Regions from separate parts of the Homo sapiens genome. Here region 1 is linked to region 2. Evidence: read pairs that join two places in POLR2A ChIA-PET (ENCODE). Cell type or tissue: PC-9. All regions are shown on one strand. Links, peaks and the distances in the headings refer to the core of each region. The heading gives the core; the rest is flanking DNA.

Evidence for each region. Peaks named below come from ENCODE experiments on the same cell type or tissue, not always from the same donor. Only the 100,000 strongest peaks of a DNase experiment are listed, where the experiment ranks them.
Region 1: POLR2A ChIA-PET joins it to region 2 with 5 read pairs; 7 of 35 experiments call an interaction of 5 or more read pairs at or near these places.

The regions. Positions count from the first base shown.
Region 1 is chr1:36,243,248-36,252,677 of GRCh38, reverse strand. The region is part of intron 1 of THRAP3 (thyroid hormone receptor associated protein 3); the gene reads right to left. Among named protein-coding and RNA genes, the nearest start is that of THRAP3, 24 kb to the right of the region's middle. RefSeq lists enhancers at 3,996-4,290, 4,056-4,350. In PC-9, for the core only: no CTCF peak of the experiment used is centred there; a DNase peak (open chromatin) is centred at 4,167; H3K27ac peaks cover 2,500 bases.
Region 2 is chr1:36,109,244-36,118,673 of GRCh38, reverse strand. It overlaps COL8A2 (collagen type VIII alpha 2 chain), which reads left to right. Exons shown (of 4, transcript NM_005202.4): 2 at 2,922-2,966. Among named protein-coding and RNA genes, the nearest start is that of COL8A2, 11 kb to the left of the region's middle. RefSeq lists enhancers at 2,804-3,744, 3,745-4,685. In PC-9, for the core only: no CTCF peak of the experiment used is centred there; no DNase peak of the experiment used is centred there.

The DNA of each region.
Region 1 (9,430 bases), core at 3,023-5,522, 140 kb before region 2:
CCTCAGCCTCCCAAAGCGCTGGGATTGCAGGTGTGAGGCACGGTGCCTAGCCTGATTATTGTATTTTGAAATAAAAACTTTGTGCAAAGTTGTTTTCTCTCTTGTCATGTAAGTACCCACAGAGTAGCCTCAACTTTGCCTCTTGGCCAGCAAAGCCTAAAGTATCTGACCCTTTGGAAAGGTTATCAACCCCTTTTCTTCATCATTTGTCTAACAAATGCATTTAGTGCAGATGGCCACTAAGAATCAACCTTGGCCAGGCACGGTGGCTCATGCCTGTAAACATATACTTTGGGAGGCCAAGGCAGGTGGATCACTTGAGGTCAGGAGTTCCAGGCCAGCCTGACCAACATGGTGAAACCCCGTCTCTACTAAAAGCACACAATTAGCGGGGCATGGTGGCACATGCCTATAATTCCAGTTGCTTGGGCAGCTGAGGCAGGAGAATTGCTTCAACCCGGGAAGCGGAGGTTGCAGTGAGCCAAGATAGCGCCACTGCACTCCAGCCTGGGCAACAAGAGCAAAACTCCGTCTCAAAAATAAATAAATAAAAATAAAAATAAACCCTCATGAATAGTAATTCTCAAAACTGTAAGACTCCCAAATGGTAGGAACTGATATTTTTTAATATTTATGCCCAGCAACTCATAGTAAAACAAATAAAAGTCAGTAATTAGTCATCCCAAAGCAATTTCCAAAGCAACTGAACTCCTCAATAAATAATAAGAGCACATCTGGCTCTGAAGCCTATGTTTGATTCCCAACTCCACCAACTACTAGTTGTGAGACCCCGGATAAGTGACTTAATTAAATCTCACTATCTGTGGTCCCTTATCTATAAAACTGTTCCTACTTCACAGTGTTGTTGAACACCGAATAAATTAATATATGTATAAAGTTCTCAGAAAAGTGCTTGGCACAAAGGAGTACTCAATAAATATTGTTAATTGGGCCAGTATCAAAATGACAGTGAAAAGACACGACTTCAACAAGCTGGTTTGGGTAGTCATGTGGTCATTAAACAATTACATTCTCATGCGAATTCAGAATTTAGCTTTATAGCAAACTCGGAACATAAGACACTAATTCCATCTTGAAAACCTGTAAAAAGAGCAGTAGGCTCTGTCAACGACAAACCCAAGCCTATGCCTAATTCCAGGTTGAATGAGTCTGCTCCTTAAATAACCCTATCATTCTGTGCCTCAAGGTCTCAATGTACAACACAGAGAGGAATCAAACATGCCAACTGATGCACCTGAACGTTTCTACCTAGACCAATGGTTTTTAAACTCATGCTCTCGGGCTGTGCAGAGAGGTTGGGGAAAAGTAACTTTCCCATCTGAGTTATCCCGGTCCAGTAGATCAGACTGAACTGTCAAGAACTCATAATGACTACTTTCCCAGAACTTATCTTTTTATCACATTACAAAACTTTTATAAGCTACCAGCATTTCCTTATCACTTGAGCCTCTATTTCCTTGAAAACCAGTGGTCATGCACTACTACTAAAGTAAACTACTCCTTGAGGGCAGGTATCAGATCAAATTCCTTTTTATATCTCCAGTGCCATAACATACAACTGCCCATTTTAACCATTTTTATATGTACAGTTCAGTGACATTAAGAACATTCAGGCCAGGTGCGGTGACTCACCTGTAATCTCAGCACTTTGGAAGGCCAAGGTGGGCGGATCACTTGAGCTTAGGAGTTCAAGACCAGCCTGACCAACATGGTAAAACCCCATCTCTACTAAAAATACAAAAATTAGCTGGGCGTGGTGGCACACGCCTACAGTCCCAGCCACTCAGTAGGCTGAGGCACAAGAATCGCTTGAGCCCAGGAGGTGGAGGTTGCAGTGAGCTGAGATTGCGCCAATAGATGGGATTACAGGCGCGCACCACCACGCCCAACTAATTTTCTGTATTTTTAGTACAGATTGGGTTTCGCCATGTTGGCCAGGCTGGTCTCGAACTCCCGCCCTCAAGTGATCCGCCCGCTTCAGCCTCCCAAAGTGCTGGGATTACAGGCGTGGGCCACTGTGCCCAGCCTCTAAGGTATATTTTTTTAATGTGTCTTATAAAGTCAGTCTTAGAAAACATTCCTAAATAATCTCACTATTACGTGGCTAAATTGTACTCTACTAGAGAACACAGAGGATGCTAAATCTCTGATTATAAGAATATACCGCCTGTAATCCCAGAACTTTGGGAGACCAAGGCGGGCGGATCACAAGGTCAGGAGATCCAGACCATCCCGGCCAACATAGTGAAACCTGGTCTCTACTAAAAATACAAAAGTTAGCTGGGTGTGGTGGCGGGCGCCTGTAGTACCAGCTACTTGGGAGGCTGAGGCAGAAGAATTGCTTGAACCCGGGAGGCGGAGGTTGCAGTGAGCTGAGATCGCGCCACTGCCCTCCAGCCTGGGCGACAGAGCAAATCTTTGTCTCAAAAAAAAAAAAAAAAAGTATGCCTAATTCACTAAGGGCCTATTTGGAAGGAAATTTCAGTCAGTAAAAAATTATTAATTTTAGAGTTGGAAATGTCGATAATATATCCAGAGTCTACCTTATGTAATTGCCGAATTTTGTAAAAATTTTCATCCAAACTTGATTAATAACCCATTTAACCCAAGGCGTTACACCAGGATAACCAACTTCTCTAGATTGCTTTCGTCTATAAACAAGAGACCAAATTTGATGCCAGAATAACCTGTCACAAATATGATCATGTCATTCCTCCAATTAAAGGTCCTTCCTGCTTACTGCATAAAATTCAATACAAGCACACTGCAATCCTGCTCTACTCGCTCCACCTTCTACCACTGACTCCTATGCTTCTACCCTTAATCAAACTACATTTTTAGAATGAACTTTCCTGTTCCACACCATTAGACATGCTCGTCCCACTGCCTTGAATAGCCTCCTCTCACCAAACCACCACTCCTGTCTCAACCTCCACCACACACACACACACACACACACACACACACACACTCACCACCTGCTTCGCTTATTCGAAACCTTCCAGCAACAGCTCAAATGTAAATTCTTGTAAAACCTTCCCCTAATTCTCCAGAAGGAGTCAGTGAGCATCTCATTCCAGGTTCTACTATTGCCCTTATCATCCTGTATTGTAATTAACTGTCTCTCCCACTAAACATGAAGGTCCCTTAAGAATAGGGACTGTGGGGCTGGGGGCAGTGGCTCACGCCTGTAATCTCAGCACTTTGGGAGGCAGAGGCAGGTGGATCACGAGGTCAGGAGATGGAGATCATCCTGGCTAACACGGTGAAACCCTGTCTCTACTAAAAATACAAAAAATTAGCAAGGTGTGGTGGCGGGCACCTGTGGTCCCAGCTACTCGGGAGGCCAAGGCAGGAGAATGGCATGAACCTGGGAGGCAGAGCTTGCAGTGAGCGGAGCTTGCGCCACTGCATTCCAGCCTGGGCGAGAGCGAGACTCCATCTCAAAAAAAAAAAAAAAAAAGGGACTGTGCTGGCTGGGTGCGGTGGCTTGCACCTGTATCCCAGCACTTTGGGAGGCCCAGGTGGACAGCCTGTGGTCTGGAGTTTGAGACCAGCCTGGCTAACATGGTGAAACCCCATCTCTACTAAAAATACAAAAACTAGCCAGATGTGGTGGTGCATGCCTACAGTCCCAGCTACTCAGGAGAATCATTTGAACCCAGGAGAAAGAGGCTGCAGTGAGCTGAGGATCACGCCACTGCACTCCAGCCTGGGAAACAGAGCAAGACACTGTCTCCAAAAAAAAAAAAGAAAGAAAGAAAAAGAATAGGGACTGTGCCTTATATTTATCTTGTATCTCCTCCAACACCTAACGCAATGCCTGGTACATGGTAGATTTCATCATGTTTGCTCAATAGGTAAGTTTGAGCCCCAAGATAATAAACATCTGAGCAAGCATGGCAACAGTGAAGACACAAGTATAAATCAAGTGAGCCCTCACATACATAAGAATTTACTGAAACTAGCACAACTACAGAGGATACAAAGAAATATAAAATGCTGGAAGCCAGGAGTTCAAGACCAGCCTGGGCCATAAAATGAGACTGTCTCTACAAAAAAATAAAGCATGCCTGTAGTCCTAGCTACTCGGGAGGCTGAGAATCGCTTGGGCCCAGGAGGTCAAGGCTGCAGTGAGTCATGATTGCACCACTGTACTCCAGACTAGGTGACAAAGCAAAACTGTCTCACAAAAAAAAAAAAAAAAAAGAGGCTGAGGCTGGGTGCAATGGGTCTGGCCTGCAATCCAACACTTAGGAAGGCCAAGGTAGAAGGATCACTTGAGGCTAGGAGTTCGAGACTAGCCTGGACAACAAACCAAGACCCCCATCTCTACAATAAAAGTATTCAAAACTCAGTCAAAGCCACCAACAAATAAAGATATGGCAGGGTCAGACCAGTTAACAACTGAGGAGATGAACAAAAATGAAGGCCTGAAAGAAAAGAATAATTTTTTTAAATATTAAAAGATGAAGGAGGCTGGGCACCGTGGCTCATGCCTGTAATCCCAGCACTTTGGTAGGCCAAAGTGGGCGGATCACCTGAGGTCTGGAGTTCAAGACCAGCTTGGCCAACATGGTGAAACCCTGTCTCTACTAAAAATACAACAATTAGCCATGCATGGTGGCGTGTGCCTGTAATCCCAGCTACTCGGGGGGCTGAGGCAGGAAAATCGCTTGAACCTGGGAGGTGGAGGTTGCAGTGAGCCAAGATCGTGCCACTGCACTCCAGCCTGGGCGGGGTGACAGAGCAAGACTCCATCTCCCAAAAAAAAAAAAAAAAAAAAGATGAAGATGGGAGATGTGGTCAAAAGATACAAAATTTCAGTTAAGAGGAATAAGTTGGGCAACATGGTAAGTGCAGTAAATAATAATGTACTGTATATTCAAAGATCGCCAAGAGAGATTTTAAGTGTTCTCACCACACAAAAAAAATGAGGCAATACATATGTTGATTAGCTAGATTTAACCATTCCACAATGTACACATATTTCTTGTATATCATACTTGACAATTAAAAGTTAATTTTTAAGGCTGGGTGTGGTGGCTCACACCTGTAATCCCAACACTTTGGGAGGCTGAGGCGGGTGGATCACTTGAGGTCAGGAGTTCAAAACCAGCTTGGCCAACATGGTAAAACCCCATCTTTACTAAAAATACAAAAAATTAGTGGGGTATGGTGGCACACGCCTGTAATCCCAGTCACTGAGGAGGCTGAGGTGGGAGAATAGCTTGAACCTACGAGGCCGAGGTTGCAGTGAGCCAAGATCACGCCACTGCACTCCAGCCTGGACGACAGAGCTAGACTCCAACTCAAAAAAAAAAGTTAATTTGTCTTTTTGAGACGGAGTCTCGCTCTGTCGCCCAGGCTGGAGTGCAGTGACTCCATCTCAGCTCACTGCAACCTGTGCCTCCCAGGTTCAAGAGCTTCTCCTGCCTCAGTCTCTCGAGTAGCTGGGATTACAGGCGCCCACCACCACACACAGCTAATTTTTGTATCTTTAGTAGAAACAGGGTTTCACCATGTTGACCAGGCTGGTCTGGAACTCCTGACCTCGTGATCCGCCCGCCTCAGCCTCCCAAAGTGCTGGGATTACAGGCGTGGGCCACTGCACCCGGCCAAAAAAGTAATTTTTTAAAAAAGACTAAGAAAGGCCCTTGAGAAAACTGAAGCCCTCAATATTTTTGCAAAAGTTATAATGTGAACAATGTATATTATCAATTTTTTCAGAGAATTAGAAAAAGAACCGTTGATACAATTTTGATAAATATGCAGTTATGCCTGTAATTTTATTTATTTATTTATTTATTTATTTGAGACAGAGTCTCACTCTGTCGCCCAGGCTGGAGTGCAGTGGCACGATCTCCACTCACTGCAAGCTCCGCCTCCTGGGTTCACGCCATTCTCCTGCCTCAGCCTCCCGAGCAGCTGGGACTACAAGTGCCGGCCACCACTCCCGGCTAATTTTTTGTATTTTTAGTAGAGACAGGGTTTCACCATGTTAGCCAGGATGGTCTCGATTTCCTGACCTCGTGATCTGCCTGCTTCAGCCTCCCAAAGTGCTGGGATTACAGGTGTGAGCCACCGCACTCGGCCCATGTTATTTATTTTTTAAAAAGAAAAAGGCTGGGCACAGTCGCTCACACCTGTAATCCCAGCACCTTGGGACGCCAAGGCGGAGAGATAACTTGAGATCAGGAGTTCGGGACCAGTCTGGCCAACATGGTGAAACCCCGTCTCTACTAAAGATACAAAAATTAGCTTGGCATGGTGGTGTGCAACTGAAGTCCCAGCTACTTAGGAGGCTGAGGCAGGAGAATTGCTTGAACCCAGGAGGCAGAGGTTGCAGTGAGCCAAGATCGCTCCACTTTTCTCCAATGACAAGGTCTTACTCTATACATATTCCTATATACTGTGCTTGAAATTCTCACAGATATAATACTGTTTATCCTCTCATGCACCAGTCTGCCAGCCCCAGGTGCCTTGGAGTTCCATGAAAAAATGGACAAAGATTTACATGCTCTACAACCAGACTCTGGGATTGAATCCAGCTCTATCCCCTTTACTAGCTGTGCAATCCTGGATCTGTTTCATCTTTCCTTGCCTCACTTACATCTGTAAAATGCAGATTATAATCATACCTCCCCCTAGGATTGTAGGGAATAATTAAATGGTTAATACATGGAATGTACTTAGAACGACTGTAAGCACAGATATGCACTCAGGTTACCTCTTATTATCAGATGTACTATAATCTTAAATTTATTCAAAATTGCTACTGACTGAAAAATACGTGATTTTGGTGGGTGTGGGGAGGAAGTAGCGAAAAATAAAAAGTCCTAGCTGGAAAAGCAAATATAACTGTTCAAGGGCTATTAAAATGCAATGATCAAGAGACAAGGAATGAGAGACACATTTACCCAGGGGAAGAACCAAAACATAGCTAGCCTCAAATGCCAAGTAAAAAGAAAAGTAAACTTTATCTCTGCAAATGGGAAGCCACTGCATGTTTCTAAGCAGGCAAACTGTTGGGATAAGGGGATGGATCAGGATGGGCAAGACAAAGTTAGGAAGCTATCACATTTGAGGTGAACAGACCCTGGAACAGAATCATTCAGTCAGCAAGACATGCACCTATCATATTTAAGGTCTTTAAGGAGTTTGTTTACCTGTAAGATTGGGGAAAGGACCCAGGCGTGGTGGCTCACATCTAAAATCCCAGCACTCTGGGAGGCTGAGGTGGGGAGATCACCTGAGGTCAGGAGTTCGAGACCAGCCTGGCCAAAATGGTGAAACCCCGTCTCTACTAAAAATACAAAAAAATTAGCCGGGTGTGATGGCGCAGGCCTGTAATCCCAGTTACTCAGGAGGTTGAGGCAGGAGAATCGCTTGAACCTGGGATATGGAGGTTGCAGTGAACCAAGATTGTGCCAGTGCACTCCAGACCGGGCAACAGAGTGAGATTCTGTCTCAAAAAAAAAAAAAAAAAGATTGGGATGGGGGTGTCACATGCAGAGATCTATATAATACATGTCAGAACTCAGCACCACCAGAGTGGTACAATGGCAAAGGCCACTTACAACTAGAGGAACAAAGTAAGGTTTTCAGGAGGAAGACTTAGTAGTTAACCTGGCTCTGGCCAGGCGTGGTGGCTCACGCCTGTAATCCCAGCACTTTGGGAGGCCGAGGCGGGTGGATCACGAGGTCAGGAGTTTGAGACCATCCTGGCCAACATCATGAAACCCCGTCTCTACTAAAAATACAAAACAAAATTAGCTGGGCGTGGTGGCGTGTGCCTGTAATCCCAGCTACTCAGGAGGCTGAGGCAGGAAAATTGCTTGAACCAGGGAGTCGGAGGTTGCAGTGAGCTGAGATTGCGCCACTGCACTCCAGCCTGGCAACAGAGCGAGACTCTGTCTCAAAAAAAAAAAAAACCCACAAGTAAAATTGTACAGGTAGATATGAGAAAAGGAGCTTTCCTCACTAGGCATCCAATAGCAATGGAAATAGAACTCACAGGAGTGAAATCTGAAACTGCTTTACACATACATGGCATTCAACAAATAACTGACTAGACGTAGAAGTGACGAAGAGGAAAGGAATCAAGGTTTCAAAACTAAGTGACTACGAAATCTAAGAAATCAGTTTGACACTAAGTATAGTAAAGCTAAGAAGAAGGTATAATTTAGATGAAATTTTTAATTCAGTTTTGGATACTTCAGTTTGCTCATGCTGGAGAATCCATGAAGGCACATTCAACCTTTGAAGACTTTTTCTTTTTTTAATTACAAATTGGAAGTAGCTACTAGATTTGACACAGAGTTCAGAAACTTATTTTCAACCAAACTTCCTAATTAGAAATAACATTACCAATTTTGGAAATCTTTAGAAAATTAAAAAGATGCCTATCCAAAATGTCCATATTATGATTCTCCTAGTTAAAGAAAATAAATTAGTAGCTGCTTTGCAGCTTATACTAATCCAATAGCAATTTATAAACACCATTAACAAATGGCAACCCTCTTCCTTCCCACAAGGCCACTTGGTCATTCTTAAGTAGAAAGTTCCTCACAAGCTCACAAGGAGCCCCTCTGCCCGGCCAGCCGCCCCGTCCGGGAGGGAGGTGGGGGGGTCAGCCCCCCGCCCGGCCAGCCGCCCCGTCCGGGAGGGAGGTGGGGGGTTCAGCCCCCCGCCCGCCAGCCGCCCCATCCGGGAGGGAGGTGGGGGGGTCAGCCCCCCGCCCGGCCAGCCGCCCCGTCTGGGAGGGAGGTGGGGGGGTCAGCCCCCCACCCGGCCAGCCGCCCCGTCCGGGAGGGAGGTGTGGGGGTCAGCCCCCCGCCTGGCCAGCCGCCCGTCCGGGAGGTGAGGGGCGCCTCTGCCCGGCCGCCCCTACTGGGAAGTGAGGAGCCCCTCTGCCCGGCCACCGCCCCGTCTGGGAGGTGTGCCCAGCGGCTCATTGAGAACGGGCCATGATGACAATGGCGGTTTTGTGGAATAGAAGGGGGCGAAGGGTGGGGAAAGGATTGAGAAGTCGGATGGTTGCCGTGTCTGTGTAGAAGGAGGTAGACATGGGAGACTTTTCATTTTGTTCTGTGCTAAGAGAAGTTCTTCTGCCTTGGGATCCTGTTGATCTGTGACCTTGCCCCCAACCCTGTGCTCTCTGAAACATGTGCTGTATCCACTCAGGGTTGAATGGATTAAGGGCGGTGCAAGATGTGCTTTGTTAAACAGATGCTTGAAGGCAGCATGCTCCTTAAGAGTCATCACCACTCCCTAATCTCAAGTACCCAGGGACACAAACACTGCGGAAGGCCGCAGGGTCCTCTGCCTAGGAAAACTAGAGACCTTTGTTCACTTGTTTATCTGCTGACCTTCCCTCCACTATTGTCCTGTGACCCTGCCAAATCCC
Region 2 (9,430 bases), core at 4,605-7,104:
TGCAGACTGTCCCACCCACATCTGGTCTGGGATTTAGCCAACAGCGGCAGGCTCTGTGCAAAGGGGAGACGTCGCCAGGGGAGGGGCTCCAGGAGGGGATTAGGGAAGGCAGCTGGGGGTGAAGGTTAAGAACAGAGTCCCATTGAAGTCGGCTCAGGCACCGCCCTGGCTTACCCACTCACCCCAGCTTCCTATTTGTAAGACAGAGGGGGCCTTGGCCCACTGGAGTGGACTCCTGAGGCACCTGATAGTAGCTGCCCACTCTGCTCCCAGCCTTGCCTGTCCCTGGTGCCATCTAGGTTGAGGCAGCACAGGTGGGGTAGAGCAGGAGTAGGGGGCAGGGCCCGTGGCTGAGGTCTTCAGGGAGCCCAGGTATACAGGGCTTTAGCCACCTGGGGGCCAGGCAGAGCTGGGTTCAGATCCCACCTCCTTCACTTCCTAGCCTGGTTTCCTTAGAGAATGGATGTGACCTCTCTGGGACCCAGTGCTCCTCCTCAGTAAAATGGGACAGCAGTTCCAACCTTCCAGGGTTACAGGAGCCAATAGTGCCAGGAGTGTGCCTAGTGCTATGTCCAGTGCATACAATGAACTTGGGATGCAGACACCGTTGTTCTTAACGGTTAACATGGGGGAAGGGAATGGGGAAGCAGCTTTAGGTAGGATCCGCATCTCTGATCCTGATATTCAAGGCATTTCTCAGTCTGGCCCCAGCCAGGTCTCCTCTCCTCAAATCATCTGTATGGTGAAAAGCCTAGGCTTTGGAGCCTGCAGCCAGGGTTCAAATTCAGGTTCTACTTTTTTTTTTTTTTTTTAAGAGATGGGGGTATCACTATGTTGCCCAGGCTGGACTCAAACTCCTGAACTCAAGTGATTCTCCTGCCTTGGCCTCCCAAAGTGCTGGGATTACAGGTGTGAGCCACTGTGCCCAGCTCCAGGCTCTACTTTTCATGAGCTGTGTGATGTTGGGCCAGTTACTTATCCTCTCTGTCCCTTAGTTTTCTCATCTGTAAAAAGGGAAGATGAAATACTTTTGTCACTGGGTTGTTGTGAGGATTAAATGAGATAATTCATGAGAACACCCAGAACGGTACCTGGCACACAGTGGGTACACAATGAATATTAGCTATGATTAGTTAGTTCATGTGTTTGTCTATTTTATTTGGATTCTCTCCATCCCCTGAATATATTCAGGGCTTTTACACTCTCACACATGCTGTTGCCTTGGCCCAGGACTGATCACCTCTCTCCACTACCAACCAGTTAAATCCATGTTCATCCTTCAAAGCCCAGAGCCAGCTTAAGTCATTTCTTCTCCCAGAGTCTCATGGTGCAGGGACGGGGCTGGGGCCGGAGAAGCTGGGGCTAAGCTGAGCTGGAGGGTCCTCCTACCTGGGCTCCATCATCCAGGCTGTGGCCCCATGACCCAGCTCTGGGGTCATAGTGTTCAGAGTGGCAGGATGGAGGCAGGGCTCAGCTGAGTTGGAGAGAAGGCCTAGTTGCTGCTGGCTCCAGCATCTGGCTGCTTGTGCAGCTACAGACAGGACTGGATGTCAGAGTTTCCATGGGAGCAGGCAGAGGCAAGCAAGCAGCTGGGGGAGAGAGTGACGCGGCCTGCAGGCCTCCCTGCCAGGTGGGCTGGCTGGGCATCCCCTCCCCATCTACCCCGGAGTCATGTCTGGGTCTGGACTTTAGCTCTGGATCCTCTGCGTACAGCTATGTGACCTGGACTACGACTTTTGTTAGATCCTGGCACCACACCTGATTGAGGCAGAAATGGGGACCTAGCCATCCAGGGCTCTGACCACATCACTTCCCCCACTAAATAACCCTCCATGGCTCCCCATTGCTCTCCAGAGAAATGCAAGCATGGCATTCAGATTTCCTCACCATGTTGCCCCAGCCTCCCCATCCCACAGCACTTCTGGACCTTCCCTGTATATTACTACCTGAAATTCCTTCTATCACCTCATCTGCCTTTCAGACTCCGACTCATCCTTCAGGACCCAGCTGCAGTGTCCCTTTCTCCATGAAGCCTTCAGGGGAAGCTTAAGTCGGCAGTATTCCCTGCTTCATGCTCCCACAGCCCAGAGATCTTTGCCAATTGTGTGATGACCGCTTGTCTGATGCCCCCAGCCCTTCAGGGCAAGGCAGGGCAGGGTATGGGGTTGAACCATTTCTGTGGTCCATGACCCAGGCTTGGGTCCTCCACATAGTAGAAGCTTCCCCAGCAGGGATCCTAACCCAAAGTAGGGGCCACCCCAAACCAGAGCTGACATATGGGAGGGACTTCTCCAGCATGGGAACCCGGGACACAGAAGGGGCATCCTCAGCCTGGGCCCTAGGACAGTAGGAACTCCTTGAATCCAGGGCCAGGCACCCCGTGGGTATTGCTAAGTGTGCACTGAATGAATGGAGTTGTGGAGTATGGGGCACATACCCTGCTTCCCTCAGGGGAGGAGGGAACTGAGAAGAGAGACTGAGACTGGGGCCGGGTTTCCAGCAGGGGGTTCTGGTAAGAAGCCCGGGGCAGGCACTGGTGTGGCTGTGGGTTAGGGCAGGAGGCTTCCCAGGCTCCTGATGTCATCGTCTCACTGTTCCTCCTTTTTTTTTTTTTTGAGACAGAGTCTTGCCCTGTCTCAGGAGTGCAGTGGTGCAATCATAGCTTACTGCAGTCTTGAACTCCTGGGCTCAAGCAATACCACCCACCTCAGCCTCCTAAGTAGCTGGGACTATAGGCGTGCACCATCATGCCCAGCTAATTTTTTAAAATTTTTAGTACAGACAATGTCTCCCTATGTTGCCCAGGCTGGTCTCAAACTCCTGGGCTCAAGCAGTCTTCCCACCTTAGCCTCCCAAAGTGCTGGGATTACAAGCTTGAGCCACTGCCCCATAGCCTCACTGTTTCTCTTGTTCATCCTCAGGCCCTGCCTCTGCTGGAACCTTCCCAGGCCCCTCCGACCTGAAAGGTAAGCTAGGTTTGGGGATGGGGTTTTCTGATATCTCAGGCCAGATGAGGCCTGTGTTCATTGCTGTCTAACCTCACTCCCTCCTGCTGCACCGGAAGCCCCTCCCAGGCCCAGAGAGTCCTGTGAGCCACCCCTTTTGTATGTGACCTCAGCTCCCTGCAGCCCGGGCTTTAAAACCCTGGCCCAACTCGGAAGCAGCTTTTTCTCATTTGTGAACTATTTCGCCTGGCTCCTTGGCGGGGCCGTGTTTGCTTGGCCCAGCCTGGGTGCAGTGGCCTGGCTGTGCTCCCGCCAGGCCCCCTCCCTGCCCAGCCCAGCCCCTCCTGCTGCCGCTGCTGCCGCCACCACGCAGGGTAGCCGCAGAGGCCCAGGAATCTTGGCAGGCGTGGGGAGGCAGCGGGTGGCGGGTGGCGCTCCGGAAAAGGCTGCAAATGCGAACCAGAAGGTGAGGGATTGGAGGCTGAGGAGGCCCCGCCTGCCCCTGCCTGAGGCCTGGGGGTGGCTGGGTCTGTAGGGGCCCTCGGATGTCCAGTTCCCATCAGAAGCTCAAGGCCTCTGCTGGGAGGCAAGCGACGGCCCCAGCTGAGGCCGGAGCCCCTGGGTGGGGAAGGGCCAGCTGCCTGGCTACCTGCCTGAGGGTACATGGCTGCCCTCAGGTCTGCCCACTGCCGGGCCTTTTCTAGTCCATCTGCCCCTGCCCGGCTGTTCTTACCTTCCTGGGCACTTTGTTATTCTGAGATGCTCCTCCCTAGGGAAGCAGCGGAGAACCTAGACTCAGAGATGGGCAGAGGCCAGGGGCTTGGTCACCTGCAGGAGGGAGTTCGGTCCAAGCCCCCTCCAGCCCAGAACCAAGAAGGACTCAGGAAGAGCAACAAAGAGAAAGTGGCCCTGTGATAAGCCACCTGAGGGCTTGGCTGGACAAGGGAGGTGGGTTTTTCAGAGGCCTGGACCTGGAGCCCCCAGGCTACAGGCTTCATCGAGCACATGCCCTGTGCCCGCCTCAGGCAGGAGGGAGGTGTGGGTGGGGAAGAGGTGCTTTCATGCAGGTGGGTGCCCAGAAGGAGCTGTTCTGCCTGAGGGAGGCAGGGAAGGCTGCTTGGAGGAGGAGGCTTTTGAGCTGGGTCTTAAATGAGAACTAATATGTTTCCATGGAGGAGAAAGGTAGAAAGGGCAACCCAGCAGAGAGGATCATGCAGGAAAAGGCAGGGACAGGGAGGCAGTGAGACGTCTGGGTTGTCTGGATCCTAGTGTGTTGGGGGAGGAGCCCAGGGCTGTGGTGGGCTCCACTCACTCCCTAAATGTAGGCGTGTTCCCCAAGGGGGAATCCGTGGGCCTCCTCCAGGCTGCAGCAACCCCGCCAACGAACCTGTATTTTTTTTTTTTTTTTTTGAGATGGAGTCTCGCTCTGTCGCCCAGGTTAGAGTGCAGTGGTGCGATCTTGGCTCACTGCAAGCTCCGCCTCCCAGGTTCCCGCCATTCTCCTTCCTCAGCCTCCCGAGTAGCTGGGACTATAGGCGCCCTCTACCACGCCCAGCTAATTTTTTTGTATTTTTAGTAGAGATGGGGTTTCACCATGTTAGCCAGGATAGTCTTGATCTCCTGACCTCATGATCTGCCTGCCTCAGCCTCCCAAAGTGCTGGGATTACAGGCATGAGCCACCGCGCCCAGCCACGAACCTGTATTTTTACCTCTAGCCCATGTCTCTCTCCCGAGTTCCAGAGCCCCAGGTTCACTGCTCCTTGGTTGCCCCCCTACCCTGGAAGCCTTCCTCATCCAGTCATTTGCTCTGATTTCAGCTTGGACCGTCCCACCATCACCTGCCCCCGTGGGCCTGTTGAACTCTGATCTCTCCTTCAAGCCTCCTTCCGATGCTACTTCTGAAACTGAGGCCACTTGTGGTCTGGGAGCCTCACTTGCAGGGGTGAGGGATGTTGGGACTGTTAGGTGGAACTGAAGTCTGGTAGGGCAGACCAGGTGGGCAGGTGGCAGCCCTCCTCTCCTGCCTTCAACCTGGGTGAGAAGGTGGCCCCCAGGCAGTCCTGCCCTGATCTGGCCACCTCCCTCCACCCTCCAGCTCCCAGATTCTGAGCTCCTCTTTGGCTTTGGGGCAGTCCTTATCTGCACAGTAGATAGAGAGCTCAGCTCGTGGGCACTGGACCCCCCGCCAAGTCCCTTCCCAGACCTCGCGGAGCTGCTCAGGCATTGTCCAGGGAAGTCAGACCCAGACCTGACGTTAACAGGAGCAGGTGTGGACTGTCAGTGCTGGCCTTCCCAAGGGTCCCACCCAATGACCAACAGCTAGAGATTTACAGAGCCTGGAACCCAGAAAGTGACCTAGGCACAGGACATGGGAGAGGACAGAGAAGGACAAACAGTGTCAGAGATGGGTGGATAGGTGGGATAGTGATACAGAGACAGGATGAGAGAGACGCACAGAGACAGAGATGTCAGAGACACACAGGAGGCAAAGGCCTGGGTTCAGTGACACACAGCGATGGACTGAGGGATGCAGAGGGCACAGCACACACTCCGGTGGCTCCTGCGTTGAGCTGGTCCCTGGCCCTCTCCTTACCCCCGTGACTCTTAGACCTAGAGTGTGTGCCTCCAAACGTGACCTCAGGGCTTTGCTGGGCTCAACATCCATCTCTCTACCCCCTCCTTCCTAACTGGTCCACATTCTACTGAGTCTAAAGCATGCCTCCTCCTCCAGGAAGCCATGTGAATTGCAGAATAACATGGAATTTGTCCAGGAAGCCACTGGAAAATCCAGAGCAGGGGACAGCCATGGGCAGAACTGTGCCAACGTGTGGCTCACAGACGGGCAGGGTCAGCGTCCTCTGGGAGCTCGCTAGAGAGGCAGATGTTGGCCCCTATCCCACACCAACCGAATCTCGATGGGGCCCCAGAACCTGCATGGTGATAGGCTGTCCCAGTCATCCAGATGCAGCCTAAAGTGTTAGAAGCATTGTGGGAGTCTCCATAGGCTATGTTGAGAAAACAGAGAGAAAGTGGGGCTGGGGGACTGGGTGAGAGACTTTTATGATCATCCAGGAGAGAATGTGGCCATTTAACACACTTTTACTTAGTGACGGGGGTGTGCCAGGTGCTGGGCTGAGTTTTGGGGGAATACAAGGTCTGCCTTAGGGTGAGGCTGTGGGAAAGCAGGGGAAGGAACAGAAGTGAGAGAAATAGAGCAGGCAGAGTCCACAGGATAAGGTTGGAAGTTTGGGGGAAAGGAAGAGAGATGTCATGTACAGTTGTGCAGGTTGGCTACTGTACAAAGGCACCCAAGAAAGGTGATGAGTAGGAGCTGAGTTGGCTGAAAAGAGGGGTACACCAAGGCATAGAGGGTTTCCTGTAAGAAAGGAGGGTCAGAAGTGATGTTCACCCTTAAAACAAAAATAGGCCGGGCGCGGTGGCTCAGGCCTGTAATCCCAGCACTTTGGGAGGCCGAGGCGGGCGGATCATGAGGTCAGGAGATCGAGACCATCCTGGATAACATGGTGAAACCCCGTCTCTACTGAAAATACAAAAAAATAGCCGGGCGTGGTGGCAGGCGCCTGTAGTCCCAGCTACTCGGGAGGCTGAGGCAGGAGAATGGCGTGAACCTGGGAGGCGGAGTTTGCAGTGAGCCAAGATCGCGTCACTGCACTCCAGCCTGGGCAACAGAGCGAGACTCCGTCTAAAAAAATAAATAAACAAATTAATTAAATAAACAACAACAGAAGTGATGCTCAGATTTTTGGCCTTGGCACCTGGAGGTACAGGGCACTTGGGCTGGGGAGAAGCATGTAATGAGGGAGAAGGTAATGATAGCAGTTTGGGTGGGATCTCTGAGGGACAGCCAGGGGACATGCTCGGCTGATAGTTGAACACAAGAGTCTGAGGCTCAGTTGGGAAGCTGAGGTGGGAGGATCACTTGAGCCCAGTAGTTCTCTAGAGCAGCCTGGGCAACGTGGCAAGACCCTGTCTCTTAAAAAACTTAAAAATTAGTCCAGCGTGGTGGCTTACACCTGTAGTCCCAGCTGCTCAGGAGGCTGAGACAAGAGGATGGCTTGAACCCAAGAGTCTGAAGCTGCAGTGAGCTGTGGTCATGTACACCACTGAACTCCAGCCTGGGTGACAGAGCAGACTGTCTCAAAAAAAAAAAAAATGGCTCAGGGGAGACATCGTAGTTGGAGACAGATGTGGGAGTCCTCGGTGATGGAGTTGGCACTGTGGGAGCTGGTGGGAGCTAGACACTATAGGAGAAACATCCAGAGAGAAGAGATGAGGCCTGAGCCAGCTCCTTGGGCAAGCCTGGGTCTGGAGAGTGGGCAGAGGAAGTGGGCAGAGAAGATTCTGAGGAGGAGCTTTTCAAAGAAGGAGAAGAGCAGAGTGACAAGGTGGAGCACCCCGAGGTGAGAGGGTGGAGGGGGAGTGAGTGGGGCCTGAGGGTGGAGAGCATTCTTTCAGGAGGCTTGGCTGAGAAGGGCTGGGGAGTGATGAGGGTGGCTGGGGAGGGGTCAGGCCCGTGTGGACATATGGATGGAGAGGCTGGAGACTGGGGGCAAGGGCAGCAATGGCAGACAGTGAGGGGCCCCCGAGGAAGAGGTGTGGAGGGGCCTGGGCCTTGCTCCTTCTTCCGAGATTCAGGAAAGGAGGATGGGAAAGGGCTCCCCAGTTTCTACCAGCTGGGAGAGTAGTGGGGCAGGTGGGGCTCAGGAACCCTGGAGAAGTCTGGAGCTGCCAAGCTGGGCAGTTGGGCTGGGTGTCATGCCCAAAGGGTGAGGAGGGTTCCTCTGCTCCTCCCCAAGGTCCATAACTCATTCCTAGTCCTGAGCAGGCTTTGTGGCCCCTGGTCAGTTTCATCTCAGGAATGGTTGGGGAAAAGGTCAAGAAAGCCAGAAAATTGACTTTAGAAGTTTATTTTATAGGCCAGGCACGGTTGCTCATGCCTATAATCCCAGCATTTTGGGAGGCCGAGGCAGGTGGATCACTTGAGGTCAGGCGTTCGAGACCAGCCTGACCAACATGGTGAAACCCCATCTCTACTAAACATACAAAAAATAGCTGGGTGTGATGGTGTGTACCCCTGTAATCCCAGCCACACGGGAGGCTGATGCAGGAGAAATGCTTACACTCAGGAGGTGGAGGCTCCAGTGAGCCAAGATCTCATCACTGCACTCCAGCTTGGGTGAGATCACTGCACTCCAGCTTGGGTGAGAAAGTGAGACTCCATCTCAAAAAAAAAAAGTTCACTTTACAAGATCCTGACCTTTGGCAGCAAGTAACCTGAGCTTTTGAAGAGATGGAGGAAAGAAGTTGCTTTGCAGCAGGATGAATTGAAATTAGAGTGAAGAGAGGACTTCCAGGTCATCAGGGTAGCAAGTTGGGCAGCACACATGGAGGGACTGGTGGCTTAGATCATCTCAGTTAATCCTTTTTTTTTTTTTTTTTAAATGAGAGCAAGCTCATTAAGACAGTAAAGGAATAGGCCTGGCGCGGTGGCTCACGCCTGTAATCCCAGCACTTTGGGAGGCCGAGGCGGGTGGATCACGAGGTCAGGAGATCGAGACAATCCTGGCTAACATGGTGAAACTCCCTCTCTACTAAAAATACAAAAAGAAATTAGCCGGGCGTGGTGGCGGGCCCCTGTAGTCCCAGCTACTAGGGAGGCTGAGGCAGGAGAATGGCGTGAACCTAGGTGGTGGAGCTTGCAGTGAGTCGAGATCGCGCCACTGCACTCCAGTCTGGGCAACAGAGCAAGACTCCGTCTCAAAAAAAAAAAAAAAAAAGGAAGTAAAGGAATAAAAAGAGTGGTTACTCCAAGGCCTGGCGCAGTGGCTTACACCTGTAATCCCAACAGTTTGGGAAGCCAAGGCAGGCGGATCACAAGGTCAAGAGATTGAGACCATCCTAGACAACATGGTGTCTACCTAGTAGAAACCCCGTTTAGTAGAAACCCCGTCTCTACTAAAAATACAAAAATTAGCTGGGCGTGGTGGTGTGTGCCTGTAGTCCCAGCTATTCAGGAGGTTGAGGCAGGAGAATCACTTGAACCTGGAAGGCGGAGGTTGCAGTGAGCTGAGATCGTGCCACTGCACTCCAGCCTGGCTCTGTCTCAAAAGAAAAAAAAAAAAAAAGAGTGGTTACTCCATAGGCAGAGCAGCCCCTGAGTTAATCCTTTTGCAGATGAGGACACTGAGGTTCAGAGTGTTTAAGTGACCCATCCAAGATCACCCAGCTGGTAAGTAGCTGTGCTGAAACAGGAGTCCAGGGGCTGCCTGGAACTAGGAGGGCCTTAGAGGTCTCAGGGATGGGTCCCTGATAGGGAGGGCCTGAGCCAGAAGTGCTGTTCACCTGTTGTGATGACAGAGACAGAGCCAGAAGGAGGAGGGGAGAGAGGAGTCAGGAGTAGAGACCCAGCAAGAGCGCAGAGAGCAAGGCTGGGGAGCAAGGAGAGAGCAGCGCGGGGCGGGTG